3 separate regions of the Homo sapiens genome follow, and regions 1 and 3 are each linked to region 2. A link is a loop called in an ENCODE intact Hi-C map of the cell type or tissue named here. Cell type or tissue: PC-3. All regions are shown on one strand.

What was found. Peaks named below come from ENCODE experiments on the same cell type or tissue, not always from the same donor. Only the 100,000 strongest peaks of a DNase experiment are listed, where the experiment ranks them.
Region 1: it touches region 2 in a loop (8-fold over the local background); 3 of 110 quality-filtered maps call a loop at or near these places.
Region 3: it touches region 2 in a loop (17-fold over the local background); 18 of 110 quality-filtered maps call a loop at or near these places.

Annotation. Positions count from the first base shown.
Region 1 is chr20:1,715,059-1,723,058 of GRCh38, forward strand. It overlaps the pseudogene SIRPB3P. Among named protein-coding and RNA genes, the nearest start is that of SIRPG, 61 kb to the left of the region's middle. RefSeq lists enhancers at 6,826-7,398, 7,153-7,202, 7,399-7,969. In PC-3, no CTCF peak of the experiment used is centred here; DNase peaks (open chromatin) are centred at 4,133, 5,353, 6,253 and 7,393; H3K4me3 peaks cover 308 bases; H3K27ac peaks cover 6,353 bases.
Region 2 is chr20:1,504,552-1,512,551 of GRCh38, forward strand. No RefSeq gene overlaps it. Among named protein-coding and RNA genes, the nearest start is that of SIRPB2, 17 kb to the left of the region's middle. In PC-3, a CTCF peak has its summit at 4,862; DNase peaks (open chromatin) are centred at 1,040 and 4,870; H3K27ac peaks cover 3,518 bases.
Region 3 is chr20:1,730,883-1,738,882 of GRCh38, forward strand. LOC124904858 (a long non-coding RNA gene) reads right to left here. Exons shown (of 3, transcript XR_007067498.1): 3 at 2,294-2,344. Among named protein-coding and RNA genes, the nearest start is that of SIRPG, 77 kb to the left of the region's middle. In PC-3, a CTCF peak has its summit at 3,826; a DNase peak (open chromatin) is centred at 3,819; H3K27ac peaks cover 1,809 bases.

The DNA.
Region 1 (8,000 bases), 210 kb after region 2:
AGGACAAAGATGGTCACTATATAATTATAAAAGGATCAATCCAACAAGAAGATATTACAATCCTAAATTTATAAGCACCTAACACTAGATCTCCCAGATTCATAAAACCACTACTAATAGATCTAAGAAATGAGACAGACAGCAACACAGTAATAGTAGAAGACTTTAATATACCACTGACAGCACTGGGCAGATCATCAAGACAGAAAGTCAACAGAGAAATAATGGACTTAAATTACACCCTAGAACGAATGGACTTAACAGATATTTACAGAACATTCTACCCCCAAACTACAGAATATACATTCTTCTCATCAGCACAAAATAGACCATATGCTAGGTCACAAAACAAGTCTCAATAAATTTTTAAAAATCAAAATCATATCAAGTATCATCTCAGACTACAGTGGAATAAAACTAGAAATTAACTCCAAAAGAAGCCCTCCAAACTATACAAATACACAGAAATTAAATAATCCACTCCTGAATGATAACTCGGTTAATGATGAAATCAAGATGGAAATTAAAAAATTATTTGAATTGAATGATAATAATGACACAAGTTATCGAAACCTCTGGGAAACAGCAAAAGCAGTGTTAAAAGGAAAGTTTACAGCACTAAATGCCTACATCAAAAAGTCTGACAGAGCACAAATTGACAACCTAATATCATGCTCCAAGGAACTAAAGAAACAAGACCAAACTAAACCCAAAGCTAGAAGAAGGAAAGAAATAACAAAGCTCAGAGCAGAACTAAATGAAATTCAAACAACAACAACAAAATACAAAAGATCAATAAAACAAGAAGCTGGTTCTTTGAAAAACTAAACAAAATAGATAGACCATTAGCTGGATTAACCAAGAAGAGAAAAGATGCAAATAAGACCAATTAGAAATGAAACTGGAGCCATTACTACTGACACCACAGAAATACAAAAGATCATTTGAGACTACTATGAACACCTTTATGCACATAAACTAGAAAACCTAGAGGAAATGGATGAATTCCTGGAAACATACAACCCTCCTATATTAAATCCAGAAGAAATAGAAACTCTGAACAGACCGATAACAAGTAGCGAGATTGAATCGGTAATCAAAAAAATGGCAAACAAAAAAAAAGGTCCAGGACCAGATGGATTCACAACTGAATTCTATCAGACATCCAAAGAAGAATTGATATCAATCCTGCTGAAACTATTTCAAAAGATAGAGAAAGAAGGAATCCTCCCTAAATCATTCTATGAAGCCAGTATCACCCTATTATCAAAACCAGAAAAGGACATAACAAAAAAAAGAAAACTACAGACCAATTTCCCTGATGAACATAGATGCAAAAATCCTTAACAAAATACTAGCTAACCAAATTCAACAGCACAACAAAAAGATAGTTCATCATGATCAAGTGGACTTCAACCCAGGGATGCAGGGATGGTTTAACATACACAAGTCAATAAATGTGATACATCACATAAACAGAATTAAAAACAAAAGCCATATGATCATCTCTATAGATGCAGAAAAAGGATTCAACAAAATCCAGCATTCCTTTATGATAAAAACTCTCCTCTCAAAAAACTAGGCATAGAAGAGTCCTACCTCAAAAAAATAAAAGCCATAGATGAGAAACCTATGCCAATATCCTACTGAATGGGAAAAAGTTGAAAGCATTCCCCCAAGAACAAGAATAAGGCAGGGATGCCCACTTTCACTACTTCTATTCAACATAGTTCTGGATATCCTAGCCAGAGAAATTAGGCAAGAGAAAGAAGTAAAGAGCATTCAAATGGGAAAAGAGGAAGTCAAACTATTGCTCTTTGCAGATGATATGATTATATACCTAGAAAATCCTAAAGACTCCTCCAAAAGACTCCTAGATTTGATAAATGAATTTGATAAAGTCTCAGGTTACAAAATCAACGTACACAACTCAGCAGCACTGCTGCACACCAACAACCACCAAACTGAGAATCAAATGAAGAACTCAGTCCCAAACAACTGCAAAATAAAATACCTAGGAAAACAAACAACAGTTGTAAAATAAATAAAATACATAGGAATATACTTAACCAAGAAAGTGAAAAATCTCTACAACAAGAACTCCAAAACACTGCTAAAAGATATCATAGGTGACACAAACAAATGGAAACACATCCCATGCTCATGGATTGGAAGAATCAATATTAAGGAAATGAGCATAATGCCCAAAGCAATCTACAAATTCAATGCAATTCCCATAAAAATGCTAGGAGCATTTTTCACAGAATTAGAAAAAACAATCCTAAAATTCATATGGAACAAAAAAAAAGAGCCTGCATAGCCAAAGCAATACTAAGCAAAAAGAACAGACCTGAAGGCATCACATTACCAGACTTCAAATTATACTACAAGGCTATAGTTACCAAAATAGCATGGTACTAGTATAAAAGTAGGCACATAGACCAATGGAACAGAATAAAGAACCAAGAAATAGAGCCCAATATGTGCAGCCAATTGATCTTCAACAAAACATGCAAAAATATAAGTTGGGGAATGGACACCCTATTTAATAAGTGGTGCCGGGAAAACTGGCAAGCTACATGTAGAAGAATGAAACTGGATTCTCATCTCTCACTTCATACAAAAATCAATTCAAGATGAATCAACGACTTAAATATAAACCTAGAACTATAAAAATTCTGGAAGACAAGGTTGGAAAAACTCTTCTAGGCATCAGCCTCAGCAAAGAATTCATGACTAAGCCCCAAAAGCAAATGCAACAAAAACAAAAATGAATAAATGGGACCTAATTAAACTAAAAAGCTTCTGAACAGCAAAATAAATAATCAGCAGAGTAAACAAACAACACATACAGTTGGAGAAGATATTCCCAAGTCAAGTTACAATTGACTGGTAAGGATACCGAGGCCCACGATGGTGGAGTGCCTTGTCCCAGATCACAGAGCTGGGAAATGTCAGAGCTGAGATGTGGCACAGGTGATGGGGCTCCAACCCATGCTCTCCTAACCACTGTGCTACTGACACTCAGTAATAACCCTAACACCATCACCATCCAGAACTCTGTGCACATCCTCTCCAATCCCCACAGAGTCCATAATGGTGACCATGATCATCACCATTTCACAAATGGGAAAACTGAGGACTCGAGGGTAGCCAAGACTTTACCAAGATCACACAACCTTGGGAAAACAACCCCATCATTTACTGGTCTATTCTCTCCCCAGATTAGCTGTATCCTCTTAACATCCTGGAATGATTGGTGTAATTATCTACACCCTACATATGAAGAAACAGGCTCAGCAAAGGGAACTGGGTTGCCTGAGATCACACAGCCTTGAAATAACACGTGATTTGGGAGAGTGCCTACAATGTGTTAGGTGATTTACAGAGAGAATCTTAAGTCCTTTCCACTCTCCTAAAGGAGTCCAAGATTGTCATGATTTTACAGATGAGAAAACTGAGACTAAGAGAGATGAAGGCACTGTCTTCTTATCCCCCGTGCATGACTTGGGCATTTCCTGTGTTTTGCCAAGCTTCCCTGTTCATCAAAGAGTAAGCACTAGAACTTCAACATCCCCAACAATGACTGCCACCTCCCTTGTCCCTTTCAGATTCTTGACTTAATGCAATTCTAGGGAGAAGTCTCCCTTCTGGGTGCCCAGGGCTGGTTACTCTGTAGTTCTCCCCTTGGGCTCCCTATGGTTACTCTGTACCCATAAACAGAAGACCTTGGGTTCCTAATAGCCCAAAAAAGAATGTAAACTCTTGCTCACACGGGGCATGAGAACTCTAGGAAATGTCTCATTCCCACATCCTTAGTCTTCGGCACCATGAGTGGGTGGGCACGTTGTAATGGCCCAAGTGGCTCACCTTGCCCATTGCCTAGACAGAGTCGATTTATGAAGACAGGGGAATTGCTTGAAAGAGTAATTCACACAATTCTGGCTTTGCGGGAGACCAGAGATTTATTATTACTCAAATCAGTCTCTCCGAGCATTTGGGGAGCAGAGTTTTTAAGGGTAAGTTGGTGGGTAAGGAGAAGCCAGTGAGCCAGGAGTTCTGATTGGTCAGGGATGAAACCATAGGGAGTCGAAGCTGTCTTCCTGAGCTGAGTCAGTTCCTGGGCAGGTGGCCATAAGAGCAGAGGAGCCAGTTTTTGGATCTGGGTGGTGCCGGATGATACATCAAGTTCAGAGTCTGCCAAATATCTCAAGCACTGATCTTAGGAGCAGTTTAGGGAGGGTCAGAATCTTGTAGCCTCCAGCTGCATGACTCCTAAACCATAATTTCTCATCTTGTGGCTAATGTTAGTCCTACAAAGGCATTCTAGTCTCCAGGCAAGAAGGTCTGCTTTGGGAAAGGGCTGTTACCATCTTTGTTTAAACTATAAACTAAGTTTCTCCCAAAGTTAGTTCAGCCTACGTCCAGGAATGAACGAGGACAGCTTGGAGGTTAGAAGCAAGATGGAGTCAGTTAAGTTAGATCTCTTTCACTGTCTCTCATAATTTTGCAAAGGTGGTTTCAGTGTGGTCTGCTGAAAGGCAGGAGGCTGGACTCAGCTCCATGGATGCTGCTCGATGAAGGAGAAATGGCACATGTAAGAAGAGTCCTAAATGCCAAGACATATCTTTTAGGACAGGTTCAACATAACATATAATGCCTGCAGGAACTTTCTGATGGGGGTTGTCAAGCCAGCCCCTCCTACCCACACAAGAAGAAGCCTTTTTTTTCTTTTTTTTTTTAATGTTTAGTGATATAGAACAGAACAATACAACAGTTTAGAACGAGAAGGTTGAAGCATTTCCCTACACTTCAGCAAGCACAGCTGGGTGTTGCGGAGACAAGGGCTGTGTGTCAGGCAGCTGGGGGTCAAAACTTGGCTCCTCTGCCTGCTCACAAGTCAGGTCCCCTCTCTAAACCTGTGTCCTCATCTATAAATGAGGCAGCAAATGGTCTCCCTCTCATAGCACTGGTTATAAGGAGAAAATGCCAGATGAAGACACAGCATCTGGGACAGCTGCCACTCTTTGGTCCCCTCCTCACTTTTCTCCAATCTAATCCAGGGCATCGTTTAGGTTAATGGCTTGGAAAACAGGAATGAACACTCTACTAGGAGTCAGCACATCTGAGTTACTCCTGAGCCTTAATAAGGGTGCTTGCCTAGGCACAATATGAACCATCGTGGAATTTCAATGTCTTTGTAATATCTGCAAAATCAGGGTAAAACCACCTTCCCTACCTATGTTCAAGGGATGCAGGGTGGTGGTGGGGGGTGCTGATTATTTCAACATCAAGAAGAAAACATTAGCAATAGCTACATACCTTAAAACACACACACCCTGTGACCCGGCAATGTCACTTCCAGTGGGTGTCTTCCACCTGAGCAGGATGACGCATGTACATATACAAGGCCACCCACTGCAGCGTTGTTTTAGTAGCCCAAGGTTGGGAACAACTTACATATCCATTAACAGAAGACTGTAAACTAAGTTTGATAGCTCCATAAGTTGGAGTACTCTACAGGTATTAATTGAGCAGCTGTCTATGTCCTGATATAGAATCTTTATATAAAATGAAACGGGTCACATGTGGTGCCTCATGCCTGTAATCCCAGCACTTTGGAAGACCGAGGTGGGTGGATCACCTGAGGTCAGGAGTTCGTGACCAGCCTGGCCAACATGGTGAAACCTTTTCTCTACTAAAAATACAAAAATTAGCCTGGCACAGTGGCAGGCACCTGTAGTCCCAGCTACTCAGGAGGCTGAGGCAGGAGAATCACTTGAATCTGGGAGGTAGAGGTCTCAGTGAGCCGAAATGTTGCCACTGCACTGCAGCCTATGTGACAGAGGGAGACTCCATCTCAAAATTAAAATAAAATAAAATAAAATAAAATAAAATACTTACTGTTTTCCAGTCAGGCTCGAGGTCTGAATGTCAGGGGTGTTCTGAACCTTGGGAAGGTGGTGAAAAGGGGAAGTGCTGGCTGCCTCTCAGTGGTTATGTTCAAGGAACATCTATTCAGCACCTAGGATGTACCAGGCTCTTCTGTGGAGACGGTGTCTAACACCAGGGCAAGAAGGACCTGCCTGGAATCGGATCTGAGCTCTAATTTGGATCCCATCACTAACTGGCCCTGTGACTGTGGGCAAGACCCATGTCATTTCCTGGCCTCAGGCTCTTGTTTGTCAACAGGGGGTTGGACTGGCTGGTCTGAAGATCCCTCCTGTGCTAACATCCCAGGATCAGGAGTTAGATTGTGAATCTAGATCTTTGGCAGGAAACCCAAAGTGAGCGTCTTTGCTAACTCTACTGGGAAACCTCTAAGTCACTCACATGGGAGGCCTCTTCCCTGGAGAGAGGGATATTCTGAGATGAACCACCTCTGACTGCAGCCTACAGTACCTGTGTAAGTCAATCCCTGAATCACACAAGAGTTTCTCTAACAGATCCACAAACACCAAAGCTCACGGCATCTATGCCCAGCAGGGCCATCAGATTAAACAATGGATCTGTGCCTCTCAGAAATCTTCCCAATGTGATGTTTTTTGAAGATTAAACTAAGAAAAACACAATCCCCCTCCCACCCCGAACAAATTCCTTCTCATTGGAAGGAAAGAGAGGGTAAGGTTTGTGAGAGACAAGTTTTTCCCTGTTTTGTTCATTGCAGCTTACACAGCAACCAGGGCAGAGCCTGGCACATAGTAGGTTTTCAGTGAGTACCAGTTATATAAAAAGGAGACTCGGCCACCCAGAGGGGGAAAATGCTCTGTGGAGGCAGAAGGCAAGATCTGGCCTTGTGCCTGGGCAAGTCACCCAATCTTTCAGTTCCCTCATCTGCAGAAACCAAAGGCTGGGCCAGATGAGAAGAGACAAGTTGTGGAGAAGGCAGACCAGTGTTACAGACTTTACCCACCATTTACAGGCCATGGGTGCCTGAGTGAATAGCATGATGCATCAGGCCTTAACTTAACTGATCTGTAGAAGGGGGTGACACCAGTTCATGAAAATGCGTACCCACCACCACACCCGATTGTTGCTCAATGAATGGAAGGTGTTACTATTGACTTATTGTCACACACTGGGGGACGAAGGAGGCCCACACTGTACTCACTATGCACAGACAACTCAGTGCCTGGTCCAGATTTAAGCTCCATGTCAGGGCCCCCTTTCCAGAACTTCACACAGTTGTAGGTGCCAGTGTTGGCTCTTGTGATGCTAGTGATGCACATGGAAAAGTCTGTATTGTTTCTCTTTGTGATGTCTGAAATGCAAGCTATCTTGGGAAAGTGGCCTCCTTTTGAACTGTAGATTAGTTCCTGCCCTGTTTCAGTTCCTTTGAACCACCTGATGGGCCCCAAGGGCAAAGGGAGGTCACAGAGTGGTCAAACCTCCAGCTGTGACTGACACTGACTTCTCAGGCTGAATCACCCGCAGCTCCTCCTCACCTGCCGCTCCTGGAGGAAAACACAAAACAGTCATTTAATCATCCTTATGTGATGCTTATGTTTTCTAAAGTGTTTATCAATGACTTTCATTGACTGAGTATACACCAGGAGTGGGCCTTGAGCTCAGCACACTGCATGTATTATCTCATTTAACCCTCACAACAAGCCTGTACCATGAGACTGTATTACAAGTGAGAACACTGTGGCAGAGTCAGGTCCAGTTTAATGGTAGAGCATGAGGTTGAGGACCTGAGTAGAACTCCTGAACCCTCCTTTGAAATATCATGCTTTGCCAAATATTTGTCTCTCTACTTTCTGGCCACATGGAGTGTTGCTTTTTCTGAATCATTGCATTGGGTGGCGCCATGTGACTTCTTTAGACCACTGAGTTGCGAGCAGAAGTGATGGGTATAATTTGTGGTCTGTGCATTTAATGGCAAAAGCCTCTGTGGATCAACTGCTCCCTTCCACAAAGACCCACAAGGCTCTGATGGAAGCTACTTCCTCACTTTGGATTTCTGAGTGACTATAAAATACATAACTCTCAACGCACAA
Region 2 (8,000 bases):
CGTGAGCATTTATCTGGTAGTCTCCCAACATCCCGGGAAGCAACACCTCCCTAAAGCAGCCTGAACACCTGGATTCCGACTATTTTTTGTGTCTGTTAAATATTTTTAGGCTTCCTTTTGACATGCCTATGTATGCAGCGCTTTTGTTCTCACCAAATATTCAGGCATCATTATTTCGGCAGCAGAATGTCTAGCTAGGAAGGACCTAAACGCCTTCCCCACACCGTGTGTGTGTGTGTGTGTGTGTGAGAGAGAGAGAGAGAGAGAGAGAGAGGGAGAGAGATACGTGTGTTATGGCGAGTGTGTGTTATAGAGAGGGAAAGAGAGATAAATGTGTTATAGCTGCAGTGGAGCAGAAAGACCTCTGCTTCTGGTCAGGGGGATCTGGGTTTAAATCCTGCCCTTGGCCTGATGAGGTGGCAAGAATATGGGCAAGTCATAAATCACCCCAGCCTTAGTCCTTAGTTTCCCCTTTCCTCTGCTCCAGAGGTGGCAGTGAGAGAAAAGAAGAATGGAAGAGCAAGGTGGAAAATAGCCAAGAAGCCCACCATCACTCATATTGAATGAGAGATTGCAATTTTTATTACCTGAATAATAGGTACCATTACTGCCTCTTAGGAGGAATAATTTGGCAGATTTGAAAGGGCAGTGGTGAAGAAGAATGAAGCAGCTTTCTGCTTCAACCCTACTGAGTCCAGCTTGTTCAATAAACTGGGTACAGGGACAGGAACACAAAGGGAGACTGTTCAACAAGTTTGGGTAAACTTGACTTGGAAAGAAATTGGGGAAGGTTGTTGTTATTTTGTATGGGCTTTTCCTTTCTCGCTCGTCTTGGTCTGCCATGTTAGTAGCCTTTGGGTTCAGCCTCCCAGCACCTTGTTCTGTGTGCTTTATCCTATACACAGGAGCATCCCACAAGTAGGGTTGGCAGTAAAGTTGGCCAGGGGCCACCGATGTGGGTGGACTGGATGTGGCCAGTCATGGTGCCTGGGGCCTCAGGCTCTGTTAACTGGATTTATCCTAAGAAGGGAGGGGCAGGGCAGGAGAGTGCTTGGAGCCAGAGAGAAGATAGAGAATTTCAACCCTGTTACTCAGAAGAGGTGAAGCAAAGGGCAGCTCTTTCTTCACTTTCCCTCCCTGGAACCTGGTAATGACACATGACAATGCTCCACATCAGAGAATGCATCTTTCAGGAGCCAGGGAAATGGTAGACATTGATCAGCCCTGGGTTTGAGGCCAGAACAAGCACACAAACTCCTTCTTACTATCCAGTATTCATTGCTACCTTCCCAAAGAGTGATTTTCATAAATATTGTGATAACTTCTAGCCACAGATCATGGGACAAGCTATTAGAGCTGGCAGGACTAAGGAATGTTCTCTGCAGCCCTAGACCTAGGGGCTCTCTCTTCTTTCTCCCCCTCTGTCTCCTGCTGTCTATTCATCCTTCTCTTCATTTCTGCTCTCACCCCAATATGAGAGATTGTAGGGTGTAGTCACTGATTCATTCAACAAATATTAGCATGCGCTATGTACCAGAACTATTCTTGGTGCTTAGGATACATCAGTGAATAAGGCAGACAAAACTCACTGTCCTTATTAACTGAAGTACACATCCCAATTGGGGAGGCAGGCAATACACAATAATAAATAAAGTAAATAAGTAAATGATATAGTATCTTAGAAAGTGATAAGGCCTGTGGAAAGAAATATAGACCAGGGAAAGGGGGTTGGGGTAAGCAGGTGGTGAGGGGCTGTGAGGGCCAAGGTAAGAACTTTGGCTTTACTTGCAGTGAGATGAGCAGCTGTAGCAAGTTTTGGGAAGAGGTGGGACATGATCTGGCCTTTGTTTGAAAGGATTCCTATGCTGGCTATAGGGAGACCAGTGAGGGGCTAATGGCAGCAATCCAGGAACGAGAGGATGAAGGGTGAAATCTGGCAATGGGGATAGTGAGAAATAGTCAGATTCTGAATATATTTTAAAGCTAATGTAATTTCCTGACATAAAGGGAGCGGGATAAGAGAGGAGAGGAATCAAGCATACCTCCTAGGTTTTTGGCTCATCAGCTGGAGAGATGGAGTTCTTATCAGCCGAAATGGGGGAGTCTGTGGGTGGAGCAGAGTTTTGGGGGATAAGCAGAAGGCCAGATTTTGGGATGTAAGCTTTGAGATATTATTGGGCAGACAAATGGAGCTGTTGAGTAGACAGATGGACATGAAATTCATGGGGGAAGTCCCAGCTGGAGAAATAAATTTGAGTCCTTGAGCTATATTTCAATGATATATAAGGCCATTGGACTGGACAAAAGTATCAGAAGAGAGTATGTGGTAGTTAGGAACAAGGGAGTTTGAACCAGACTGCCTGGGTTCAAACTCCAGCCAGGCACTTAGGAGCTGTGCAACCTTGGACAAGTCAATAAAATTTTGTGTCTCATTTTTTCTCATTTGCAAAATTAAGGTAAGTATAGGTTATACCTCATCTGGTTGTTATGAGAGTAACGCAGTTTATAACACGGAAAGTACTCAGAACAGTCTGGCACACAGCACGCTTTCAGTGTATGTCAGCTACCTATCTGTTTTGCAGCAGATATGAATTGCTCCATAATACCTGAATATTACTTAATTACAGTTTTTTTGGAAACAATCTTCATCTGGTAGAAAAGTTACAAGTGTGGGATAAAGAGCCTCTTTTCAGAAACATCTGTGAATAAATTGCTGGCATATTGCCTTATCGTCCCTGGTTATGGCTTGGATGTTGGTATCTCCCCAAATCCACATGTTAGCACCTAATAGCCAATGTGATGGTAGTAAGAGGTAGGGCCTTTGGGGAGTGATTAAGTCATGAGGAATCCACCCTCATGAATGGGATTAGTACCCTTAGAAAAGAGGCTCAAGAGAGCTCCTCAGCCATCTTTTGTCATGTGAGTACACAGCGTTTATCCCCTCTGCCATGTGAGGACAGGGAGCAAGGTGACATCTTGGAAGTGAGGGCAAACCCTCACCAGATGGTGAACCTGCTGGTGCCTTGACCCTGGACTTCCTAGCCTCCAGAAATGTGAGAAATGAGCTTTTGTTGTTTATAAATTACCCAGCTAATGGCATTTTGTTATAGCAGCCCAAACGGACTAAGACACCCCTGAATATCTCAGTGCGTATTTCCTACAAATAAGAACATTTTCCTGCATGACCACCAGACCATCAAAATCAGGAAATTAACATAGGCACATTATTACCATCTTATCTTTAGATTCCCTACAAGTTTTGCCAATTGTTTCAATAACATGTTTTTATAGAGAAAGGATCCAGTTACATTTAGTTGCCATACCTCTCTAGTTTTCCTTAATATAGAAAAAAAATCTCCTTTCCTTTACTTTATGACCCTGACACTTTTTAAAAGTATAGGCCAGTTATTGTGTAGAATGCCCCTAATTTTGTATTTTTCTAACACTTCCTCATGATGAGAGTCAGGTTTTGGCACCTTTGGCAGGAATATCTGGAAGTGATGCTGTGTTCTCATTGCTTCCAATCAGAAGGCACACAATCGGTCCCATTACTAGTCATGTTCACTTTGATTACTTTGTGATGTCTTCCAGGCATTTCCACTGTATTCTTTTTTCCTTTGTAATAAGCATGTAATGTTAAGATTTTTTTTTCTTAATCCTATGAAATCCAGTTTGAGCATGTGCCTCTACCATGGTTGGAGAGAAAGTGAATAGCAGCTATTTTCCATAGCTCCCCACTCCACTCTTGGATTGGATCAGGGCACCGGGGCTGTTGCCTTCCAAGACAAAGGAGATGAATTCTGGTTCTCAGTCTTTATGGGTCACTATGGCCATTGCTCTTTGTCCAGGCCTAACTGGACAAAGTCCCATTTGAAGTTGGCCGGTTCTACTACCTGCTGCAGTCTCTCTATGACAAGCTCTTCCTTGGGGATATTTGATGAAGCTCCCAAAGTTCTGGTTCTTGAAGCCAAAATCTTCTCTGGCATGAATTCAGCACCTCACAGGCCTGGAAATGTCTAGGGCTTTGCATCCTAGGAGGGTGCAGTTTTCCATAGCTCACTGAATTCACCATCCATTTTGGAAGATACCCTTGTTTGGGCCTCTGCACAGCCAAATGTCCCTCCTGCCTTGCTAACAGAATAGCCATTCCACCCAGCAACAGTTTCAGGGAAACCTAGGCCCTTCCCCAGCCCCAGGAGATGAATCATCATTGGTCCAAGGCAGTTATGGCAGCCAGTCCCCTGAGGCTGGGACACATGTTGAGATGTGAAGGGGAGTTGTCTGGAGGCTTCTGGGGAAAAAATTCAAGTAGCTCACTGTCTCTGTGCACAGAGAATGAATATGGTAAAACAGACAAACACACAAATAAACAAACAAAAAACACTTGTATATGGATGAGTCCAATATCACCTTTATTAAAGCATCACAGAAACTACAGGTTGTGGATTTTGAGCTTTAGTTTCTGAGAACAAGGTAAATAAATAATAAATAAGTCTGAACTTTCCTTCTATCTGACTTTTTTGCTTTTTCTTGCCAAGCCTGAGATCACTTACATCAGGGACTCTGGAAAAAAAATGAGGGTTCCGAATGGTTTTCATGAAACTCATTCTTTTCTCTCTTCCCACCTTTTACTAATGGAAGAGTATTAGAAATTTATAGGGATAAGGCACACAGGGAATTGGTGTGTTTTGCGTGGTTAATGCAGACATCTTTTTTTTTCTTTTCTAGCTTTGCTGAGGTATAACTCACGCATAAAAAATGTATAGTTTGAAGATTCGAGTATGTTCACAGGGTTAAGATTCACTCGACTTTAGCGTGTAGAGGATTCTGACGCATCGTTATAAAACATGCCTGCTGGTGTCACTGCAGAGCTCTGGCAGTGCTGTTTTCACCAATGCCTTTCCTTCAGTATTGTATGTTTGACAGTGGCCAAATTAGGCAGCAGAAAAATGTGATGCATCTGCCTCATGGGAGGCTGTCACCGCAGAAACAGAGAGCAAATGCACCTTTAAGTTGCAAAAGCTGAGATCCAGATGGAAGATGCAAACGTTTGGAAAAATATGGGCTCTGCAGAGCCAGCCCCTTCCTCACCACTTACCCCTGACCCAACCTCCATCTTGATTACCTGAGGGGGCATTGCCCAGTTTGTGGGAGAGGGGAGGAGTGCTTGAGAGAACCAACATTGATGGGCCCCTGACAAGAGTACTACAACCTGCTCCCGCAAACCCCAGGTCAAATTTGGAGGAGCTGGGGAGTTAGGAGGACTTGTGTCTTCCTTCCTGGTGACATGGTTCCTGGAGTTCCAGCTCCCAGCCTGGCCTGGCAGCAGAAGAGCAGAATGGGATCTATGCTCAACTTAGGGGGAGAGGACCTGAGACCATCCTGCAGAATCTTCTGGGGGTGCCAGAGTAGTCACATTTTCCAGTGTGCTTAAGAAGATTATGGGTGGAGCTGAAATCCAATGGTGTGGAGAAGCTCTGGGATCAGAAAGAAGTTATTGCTAGAAGCCCCTGTGTGGATCTACTGCCAGGAGCTTCACAGGGGGCAGACATCTTAGCAGATACCTGCATGGACTGATGTCACCAAGGCACCTTAGACACCACTGGGGATGCGGAGGCTGGGGGACCCCGTTTTGATGGAGGAGATCCTAAATTGACCATGATTAAGCTCATGGGTAGGGTGTTTAAAATATAAATTATGTAACAAACCTGCACGTTGTGCACATGTACCCTAAAACTTAAAGCATAATAATAATAAAATTTAAAAAAAAGATTATGGAGAAGTTTTAAAAAGTAATACTTTTGCACACCTGGAATTGTGGCTTGAGAGTTGTGTTGTTTTATTTTGATCATATCACCTAATACCTTTAGGACACAATTTCCACATTTGTGAACTAGGACTGGGGAGAAGAGATTGTACAAAGTGGTACCAAAAGCTTTACCAGCTCAGATTGGCTATGATGCTAAAGGTGCAGTGGGTCTTAGATGTCTCATTGCTCACCTTGAATGCTTTCTGTCTCTGTTACTCTCTTTGCAGGACCTTCTCCCAGTTTCCATTGAGGTTACTGAAGATTACCAAGACAGACCAGGGTGACAGGGAACAAGGGGGCATTTCCAGCCCCTGCAGATATCAGATCCTTTTCACCACTAGTTCAGACCATATTTTATTATTTTTAAAGTGATTTGTTGAAGAAATATGCCAACAACTCTCAGTAGATATGAAAATAGAAAGGAAAAATATATCTATAATCATGCCGTCTTGACAAATGAAAGCATTCTGTCTTTCTGCTTTCTCTTCCAGTCCATGCCTGCATAAGTATTAATACTTGTTTTGCACCAGAGCGTGGAGACTGCATTGTATCAAAGGGCTTTTGGGAGACCAGAAGGATGGAAAAGGAAAATCTGGATATTTTAGCTCTGCTGATTGGCTGCCCTGGCAACAGACCAAATGACTCCAAAAATAACTCTCCAGCTCTGACCCGTCTCCTGAACTTCAGATGCATCTGTCCGTGTGCCTACTTAACAGCTCCACTTTGATGACGAACCAACATTATATTTAACATGTTTAAAATGGAACTGTTAATTCAGTTCCATTCCACCACCAAACCCATCCCTCCACCTGTCTTCCTCATCTCATCCATTGCTCAACCTTGTCATGAAGTCATCTCCAATCCTCCCTCTCCATTGCCTTTCACATTCAGTCCCCAAGCAAGTCCTGTCACTTCCAATTTTAGGCTCACCTCCCGTTAGTCAATTTCTCTCCATCTCTGCTGGCACCACCTAGCTTAGATTACCCATTGACTCTGGGTTTACTGCAATAACCTCACATCTGAATTTTCTGATTATTTGCTTTCCCCTTGTCTACTTGCTCCACGGAAGTCATTGTGATTTCTTAAAATGTAAATCTTGTATTTGCTTGGTGTAATTTGCAATCTGGGCAGTGAGACATCTGAGAGTCTCTACCTCTGCAATGTCGTCCCATTGTTTAAATAAATCCCAAAGTCTCCACTGTGACCAGTATCCCTGTGTAATCTGTCTCCTGCCCATACCTCCAGCATTGTCCCATGTCCCATTGCTCACACTCTCCAGCCCCACTGGTTCCCTACCATTTCCTGAACCTTCCATGCTCCTTCATACCTTAAAGTTTGGCATAATAGGTTCCCTCCAACAAGAAGGTATTTCCCAGGCTCTTTGAAACTTCCAGATGTCAGCCCAAATGTTCCTGTTTCAGAAAGGCTACTAGCTTACCATTCTGTCTAGCTAGCAGCACTTCATTATTAACTCTGTGAAGATCTCTATCCTAGCAATCCCCATTATTTGTGCACTGTTTTTATTTTCTTCAGAGCACTCATCACATTTGAAATTCTTTCTTCCTTCCTCCCTCCCTCCCTCCCCTGTATCACTCCCACCTTTCTTTCCTTTCTATCTGTCCTCATCAGACTGTACCCTCACCACAAGGGTGAGGACCACTTTTACCAATGCTTACTAATGTTTGCTCAGTGCCCACACAGTGCTTGAAATATAGTGTGCGCTCAGGAATATGTGTGGAATAAACAAAGGCATAGCCTTCTTTGAAATGAACAAATGTTCATCTGGAAACTCTGGACTGGGCTTCCTTAGGATATGGGTGGTTTCCTTAAAAGGATAGGCAATCTTTATGTTCAAGTTGTGACTTTTCTGGCAGCTTCATTTTTCCTCTGGCTTCAAGGTATGCAACACCTGGGATATCCTCTATGTCCTTCTTGATGTATGATTTGGGGACATCCTCTATGTCCTTTTTGAAGTATGATTGGGGGAATGAGGAACTAGCTAAAGTTTTTGAGAAAATGTTACATGTATATATCACACACACACACACGTTTTTGAGACAGGGTCTTGCTCTGTCCCTCAGGCTGGAGTGCAATGGCGCCATCACAGCTCACTGTAGACTCTTCCTCTTGGGCTCAAGTGATTCTCACATTTCAGCCTCCTGAGTACTTAACAGGTATGTGTTATCACACC
Region 3 (8,000 bases), 230 kb after region 2:
GGAGTGGGTAGCCTCCGTATTGATTAAGAAGGGGACGGACTTACCCTCCACTGTAAGAGTTACCCAAAGCATCTGTGATGGTCCAGGAGGCTTCCGAGGTGATTGGGCAATGTCAGTCTTCAGTCACTAAGCCAAGAAGATCTGGGAAGGAGTCAGTCAGAGAGCCTTGGGCCAGAGTTCCAGGGGCTCTGGGAGTGGCTGCCTGGTGAGTTGGACAGTCCGATTTCCAGTGAAGTCCCACACAGATGGGGCACAGCTTAGGAGGAATCCTGGGCTGCAGGCATTCCTTGGCCCAGTGGCCAGATTTCTGGCACTTAAAGCAAGATCCTGGGGGAGGAGGTCCTGAAGGAATGCCTGACCACTGTGGATTTAGGTGTTTTGAAGTTCTTGTGTATTGGAGATGTGGCTGGGGTTTCTCTCACAGTGGAGGCAAGTAATTGCAACTCTTTTCTATTATTGTACACCTTGAAGGCGAGGTTAATTAATTCCTTTTGTGGGGTTTGAGGGCCGGATTCTAATTTTTGAAGTTTTTTTTAATGTCAGGAGCTGACTGGGTGATAAAATGCATATTGAGAATAAGACGGCCTTCTGACCTTTCAGGGTCTAGCGTTGTAAAGCATCTCACGGTTGCTGCCAAACCAGCCATGAACTGGGCGGGGTTTTCATGTTTACTTTGGGTAGTTTCTTTAAGCTTTGTTCTTTAACAGTTCTTTAACAGCTTTGTAAGCTGCCTTTTTACACCCTTCAACTAGGCAGGAAATTATATAATCTTGCCTAGCTATACCTGGGGAATCTGCCTGATAGTTCCATTGGGGATCCTCTCGGGGAACTGCTCTAATGCCTTCCTGGAGGTCTGGCTCTTGAAGCCGGCAGTTATCAGCGTGAGATTGGGCTGGAGAAAAAACTCTTTCCCATTCATCTGGGGATAGGGTAGAAGTTAGGATGACATTTCAGTCACTCCAGGTTAAATTGTAGGACAGAGTTAGATATTGGAATTCCTGTATATATTTAGTGGGGTCTGATGAGAAAGAGCCTAAACACTGGCTGATCTGAGAGAGGTCTGATAGAGAAAAAGGCACATGTACCCTGACTATGCCTTCAGTTCCAGCCACCGCTCTAAGAGGAAATTGTTGGGCAGGTGGGGGAGGGCTAGTCTCAGAATGAAACTGTAAGCTGAACCAGGTGTGCACAGGGGAGGTGATAGAAGGATTATAGGGTGGAGGAGCAGAGGCCAAGGAAGAATCGGAGCCTGATTTAGCTTGGCGGGGAGCGACCTGAAGAGGAGCAGTCTGGGGAGGAGGGGAGAGGTCACATGGGTCAGTAGGAAAGGAAGATTGAAAAGACTCAGCGATGCTTGGGGTTGGGACTGAGGGAACAGGTGGGGGGGAAAGAAGGAGGATTTGGGGTGAGTCACATTGGGAACAGAGACTAGGGAGGGACCGATGTGTAAAAGAATGCCTGGATGTCAGGCACCTCAGACCATTTGCCCATTTTATGACAAGAATTATCTAGATCTTGTAGGATGGAGAAATTGAAAGTGCCGTTTTCTGGCTATTTGGAACCATCGTCGAGTTTGTTTTGGAGTCAAACAGCATTGCAGAAGAAAATAAGGTGTTTAGGTTTTAGGTCAGGTGTGAGCTGAAGAGGTTTTAAGTCTTTGAGAACACAGGCTAAGGGAGAAGAGGGAGGAATGGAGGGTGGATGGTTGCCCATAGTGAAGGAGGCAAGCCCAGAGAAAAGAGAGGGTAGAGACATGGAGAGAAGGGGTGGGGGGTATTTGTGCCCCAGCAAAGTGGTACTTGCCACTAAGGTGAAGGATCAAGGCAGGCGTCCCTGCGGTGATCAGACACCTCTGAAACGTGGGTGAATAATCAGGCAGGCATCCCGCAGTGATTAAACACCAAGGGAAGACTGTCTTCCCGAGCCTGTGACTGGTGCCGGAGTTTTGGGTTCATGGATAAAACGCATCTCCTCTGTCTCTACCAGAAAAGGAAAGGAACTGAAATTAAGGGAAGAGAGAGATTGAAGGGTGGCGCCAAGATTGAAAGGAGAAAGAGGTTAAGGGATAGTGAGAGAGGTTGGAGAAGAGAGTAAAAAGAGGCCACTCACCCGATTTAAAATTGGTGAGATGTTCCTTGGGCTGCTTGGTCTGAGGACCCGAGGTCATAGGTGGATCTTTCTCACAGAGCAAAGAGCAGGAGGACAGGGGATTGATCTCCCAAGGGAGGTCCCCCGATCAGAGTCATGGCACCAAATGTCACGTGCATCCATGTGAAGAGACCACTAAACAGTCTTTGTGTGAGCAATAAAGCTTTTTAATCACCTGGGTGCAGGCAGGCTGAGTCTGAAAAGAGAGTCAGCAAAGGGAGATAGGGGTGAGGCCATTTCATAGGATTTGGGTGGGTAGTGGAAAATTACAGTCAAAGGGTGTTTTTCTCTTGTGGGCAGGGGTGGGGGTCACAAGGTGCTCAGTGCGGGAGCTTCTGAGGCAGGAGAAGGAATTTCACAAGGTTAATCACCCAGTTAAGGTGGGGCAGGAATAAATCACAATGGTGGAGTGTCATCAATTAAGGCAGGCACCGGCCATTTTCACTTCTTTTGTGATTCTTCACTTGCTTCAGGCCATCTGGATGTATTCATGCAGGTCACAGGGGATATGATGGCTGAGCTTGGGCTGGAGGCCTGACAGAAAGCATAATGCTACCCTTAGATTACATAATGATTTAAAAACAATACACAGCAGGAAAAAGTAAAGGGTAATTAAATAAATTCTGGGTACATCCGTATTTTAATATAAATTGCACAAAAACCTTTTAATCTGAGGAATGCAATGCCCCTTTCAATTATCAGGCCCAGAGAGGCACTGGAATGAGAAAGCAGTCATGTCCCACTTCCCTCCTTCAGCTAAGTAACCATCTCTTGAGGCTGCTTGCCATGTGGACTCTAGACTGACTGATGCCCCAGGTAGATACAATTTAATGTAACAATGCCATATGTGGACACTATAAGTCATATTCTATAGTTAAATAACGTATAAAGGTTACTAATCAATGTTATTTTTGTAAAGCAATGAGAATTCCTGACAAAAACTTTTGTAATCATCCCCTCCCCTGGTTTGTCCTTTTTCCTTAAAAGCTCGAGTCTGTTCTTTATTCTCCAAAGTGACTTGGAGGTGTTTCCTGGGTTACAGTCTTCAAATTTGGCCCAAATAGACCTTCTACTTATATTAATTTTATCTAAGCTTCTTCTCTTAGGTAGACATGTCCGCTGTAGTCAGCAGGATTCAGAGGGACCTCCCAACACTGAACATGCTGCCTTCCCTCTTGGGCTCAGTGCTTGGTACCAGCATTAATGCACTATGTTCCTCAGACTCCAGAGGTTTCACAGGGTGTAAAAGGGTGAGTCCTCCTGAATTCAGATCTCCCTTTCTTTTTTGGTGAGGTTTTGCCTTTATTTGGGCTGTTCTCTCCAACTGCCTCTCTTTAGAATGGAGGTTTTGATCTCTGTCTATGGGCAGGAGATTCTGGTTTCAGGAATAAAACAAAAGATAACTGTCTCCTCTGCTGCTATTTCACAGCAGGTGTTCCAGGTCGTAGCATTGGCAGTCTACCATAAGTAGTTTCATTTCTTTTGGCCTAAAATTACATAGCATGCTGTTAAAATTGTAGCTGTTCCCTATTGCATGAAATTCAGACTTGTATTTTCATTTGTGACCAATTCCTGTTTGTTCAAAACCAAAGGAAACATGAGGATGAGTTCAATTCTCTCGAAGAGAATTGCATGAACAGCTGTTACATGCAGGAGAGGGACTCATGACTCACTGGTGACACTTTGTGGAGTGATGCTCACAAAGCAACACACTTTGACCTGATACACTGTCCTAGCCTTGGACACTTTTGAAAAGGAAATTCTAAAATTACGGGAAACTGCTGGACGAAACTGAGCTTTCCTTTAAGGGGCAACCATCCTTAGGAAGACCAGCTGCATTTATGTATAATACTTACTGTATTAGTCTGTTCTCACACTGCTATAAAGAAATACCTGACACTGGGTAATTTATAAAGAAAAGAGGTTTAGTCAGCTAGGTGCAGTGGCTCATGTCTGTAATCCCAGCACTTTGGGAGGCAGAGGCAGGGGGATCACCTGATATCAGGAGTTCAAGACCAGCCTGACCAACACGGTGAAATCCCGTCTCTACTAAAAATATAAAAATTAGCAAAGCATGGTGACACGTGCCAGTAATCCCAGCTACTCAGGAGGCCAAGGCAGGAGAAATGCTTACACCCGGGAGGGAGAGGTTACAGGGAGCTGAGATCGCGCCACTGCATTCCAGCCTGGGTGACAGAGCAAGACTCCATCTCAAAAAAAAAAAAGAAAAAAAAAAGAAAAGAAAAGAAAAAGAAAAAGAAAAAAAAAGAGAGGCTGGATAGGTGGAGCACAGGGATTTTTAGGACAGTGAAACTATTCTGTACAATACATCAATGGTGGATGCATGTCATTATACATCCATAGAGTGTACAACACCAAGTGGGTATATGGGAACTCCCTGTACTTTCTGTTCAATTTTTCTGTGAACCTAAAACTTCTCTAAAAAGTAGTTTAGTAGGTTTTTTTTAGTGTGTGTGTGTGTGTGTGTGTGTAAGTCCCTCTAGTAACCAGGCATGACGGCATCCACCTGTAGTCCCAGCTACCAGGGAGGCTGAGGTGGGAGGATCACTTGAGCTCAGAAGTTCAAGGACAGCGTGGACAATACAGCCAGACCCTGTCTCTTGAAAAAACAAAGTCTTGGCACTTCCAGAGCCCGGTGCTGCCGGCCGCGGGAGATGAGTGCCCAGTAGGGAGACTTCTGTGAAGCGTCCCGGTCCTGCGACGTCGCCCACCCGGGAGGAGGCGGCTTCTCGGTTCCTCAAGGCCCCCGGGAGTCCGAACCTCGGCAGGAGGCTGGCAGCGGCGTGGGGACCCAGAGGGCAGGGGCGGTCTGCGGGGCGGCCCTGGGACTCCCTCCCTCCCTCTCCTGCTGCGGCCGCCCTGGGATATGGGGGCCGTGGATGTGGGTCGCCGCTGGAGGTGTGGCCCTGGGTGGTCCATCCGGCCGCAGAGGCCCGTCCCCCGTTCACCCAGGCCGGTACCCTATGGAGCACCTATTACGTGCAGTGCTATTCTGGGTTCCTGGGATGCCACCGAGTGAGACGGACACACAGACTCTCAGCCCAGAGGGGAACCGTCCCTATTAATCAGGTATGATCCTCCCTCTGCCCGTCGCCTAATAACCCCATTGTTTCCAGACAACAGATCAACAAGTGCTTCACGTGCAGGCGGCCTGGCATGCCTGGCATCTTCCAGCACACTCCCCTTGGCTCTGCTACAGCCTTTTTGGCCTTTTACTTCTTGAACGTGTGGTTCCTTGGGTAACGATGCCCTCTTTGGTCTGGTTAATTCCCCTCCTTAGGATTTCTTGTATTAGGGCAATCCTTGCTAGTTTCTGTGTACAATTTGCCTTTTCATGGGTTTTTCGGACTACCACATACTCGTTCCTAGCACTTAGCACAGGCGTAACCTTACAGTTATTTGAGTGCAAGTTACACAAGAACAAGAATTTTTCCGCCTAATTTCTAGTACCAACCACATTGCTTGGCACAGAGTATGGTTCAATAAATATTTGTTGGCTGAGAGGCAAATGTATTTGTAATTATCATGTGAGATACCTGCTGTAAAAAAAAGGGAATACCTGCCTGGCAGATGTGACTTAATTTGCATCCTCCAGGATATGGTTTTTTGTTTTTTTTTTTTTTGTTTTTTTTTTACAGAGTCTTGCTCTGTTGTCCAGGCTGGAGTGCAGTGGCGCGATCTCCCATCTGCACTTACTGCAATGTCTGCCTTCCAGGTTCAAGCGATTCTCCTGCCTCGACCTCCCAAGTAGCTGGGACTACAGGCGCATGCCACCATGCCCAGCTAATTTTTTGTATTTTTAGTAGAGACGGGGTTTCACCGTGTTAGCCAGGATGCTCTCAATCTCCTGACCTCATGATCTGCCTGCCTCAACCTCCCTAAGCGCTGGGATTACAGGCGTGAGCCACCGCACCCGGCCAGGATATGGCTTTTAAGTTGAGATCTTCAGGGTGAGCAGAGCAGAAGTCTCCCTTGAAGCCAGGAGCTCAAGCATAGCCTGGGCAAAATAGTGAGACTCTGTTTCTCCAAAAACATATGAAGTTTAGCAGGGCATACTGGCATGCACCTGTAGTCCCAGCTACTTGGGAGGCTGAGGTGGGAGGATCCTTGAGCCTAGGAGTTTGAGGCTGTAGTGAGCAATGATTATGCCACTGCATTCCAGCCTGGAAGACAGAGTGAGACCTGACCATATACGTGTACATATATGATTATTACACAATTGGAGATTGAAATATAATCTATAATCAGTTTTTCATTTACTGTATTTGAATATTTGCCTATGTTGCAAAATATTCCACAATATGGTTTTTAATGTTTAGTTTATTTTTTTCCAATTTATACCAAACTGTTGGATATAAAGTTTGCATTTTTTGATATTATAAATAACTCTGCAGTGAATATGAGCTGAAATCTCAGATAAATTCAAGTTGAGATTTTTAAAATTAAAAATTGGTTTTAAAATTTGGATACTTAAACAGTATATATGTACATGGTAAGAAAAAGAGTTACCTAAGATTCTATGGTTAAAAAAGCTTCCTTGTCTAGGTGCGGTGGTTCATGCCTGTAATCGTAACACTTTCGGAGGCTGAGGCAGGCAGATCACCTGAGGTCAGGAGTTTGAGACCAGCCTGGCCAACATGGTGAAACCCTGTCTCTACCAAAAATATAAAAATTAGCTGGGCATGGTGGCACACACCTGTAATCCCAGCTACTCAGGAGGCTGAGGCAGGAGAATTGCTTGAACCTGGGAGGTGGAGGTTGCAGTGAGCCAAAATCACACCACTGCACTCCAGCCTGGGCAACAGTGAGATTCCGTCTCAAAAAAAAACTTCCATCTCTACTTAGACCCTCAGCCCCACTCTCCAGAGAAGACCACTGGTACATTTTCTAAATGAGAGAAAATCATATGCACTGTTCTGAACCTGCCATCTGATACTTAATAGAACAGATCGAAACATTCTTAGGTAGGTATTTCTGTGAAGGAAAAGTTGCAACAGTTTACACTCCCGCCAGCAGATAATGGGAGTCTGGTTCCTTGTACTTTCTCTAGCTTGAGGAATTATCAATTATCACTTTTTAAGTTCTCAATCTGATGGATAGAAAATTACATTTTATTGTTTTAATTTGCCATCTTTATTTACTAGAGAGTAAGAAGCTTTTTATATGCTTATTGGTTATTGATAGGTGAATTGATCACTTGCTATGGTTTGGATGTTTGTCCACTACAAACCTCATGTTAAAATTTGATCCCTGATATGGTTTAGCTGTGTCCCCACCCAAATCTCATCTTGAATTGTAATAGCCTCCACATGTCAAGGGTGGGGCCAGGTGGAGATAATTGAATCATGGGGCCAGTTTCCCCATACTGTTCTTGTGGTAGTGAATAAGTCTCACGAGATCCAATGGGTTTATAAATAAGAGTTCCCCTGCACAAGCTCTCTTGCCTGCCGTCATGTAAGACATGATTTTGTGCCTCCTTTGCCTTCTGCCATGATTGTGAGGCCTCCCCACTCATGTGGAACTGTGAGTCCATTAAACCTCCTTTCCTTTATAAATTACCTAGTCTTGGATATGTCTTTATTAGCAGTGTGAGAACAGACTAATACAATCCCCAATATTGGAGGTAGGGCCTAATGGCAGGTATTTGGATCATGAGGGCAGATCCCTCATGAATAGATTAATACCCTCCCTGCAGAGGGTGGGGGGGTGGGCACAGTGAGTGATTTCTTATGATTAAGAGCTGGTGGTTCAAAAGAGCATGGCATCTCCCCTGTTCTCTCTGTTGCTTCCTCTCTTGCCATGTGATCTCTGCACATGCCAGCTCCCCTTCC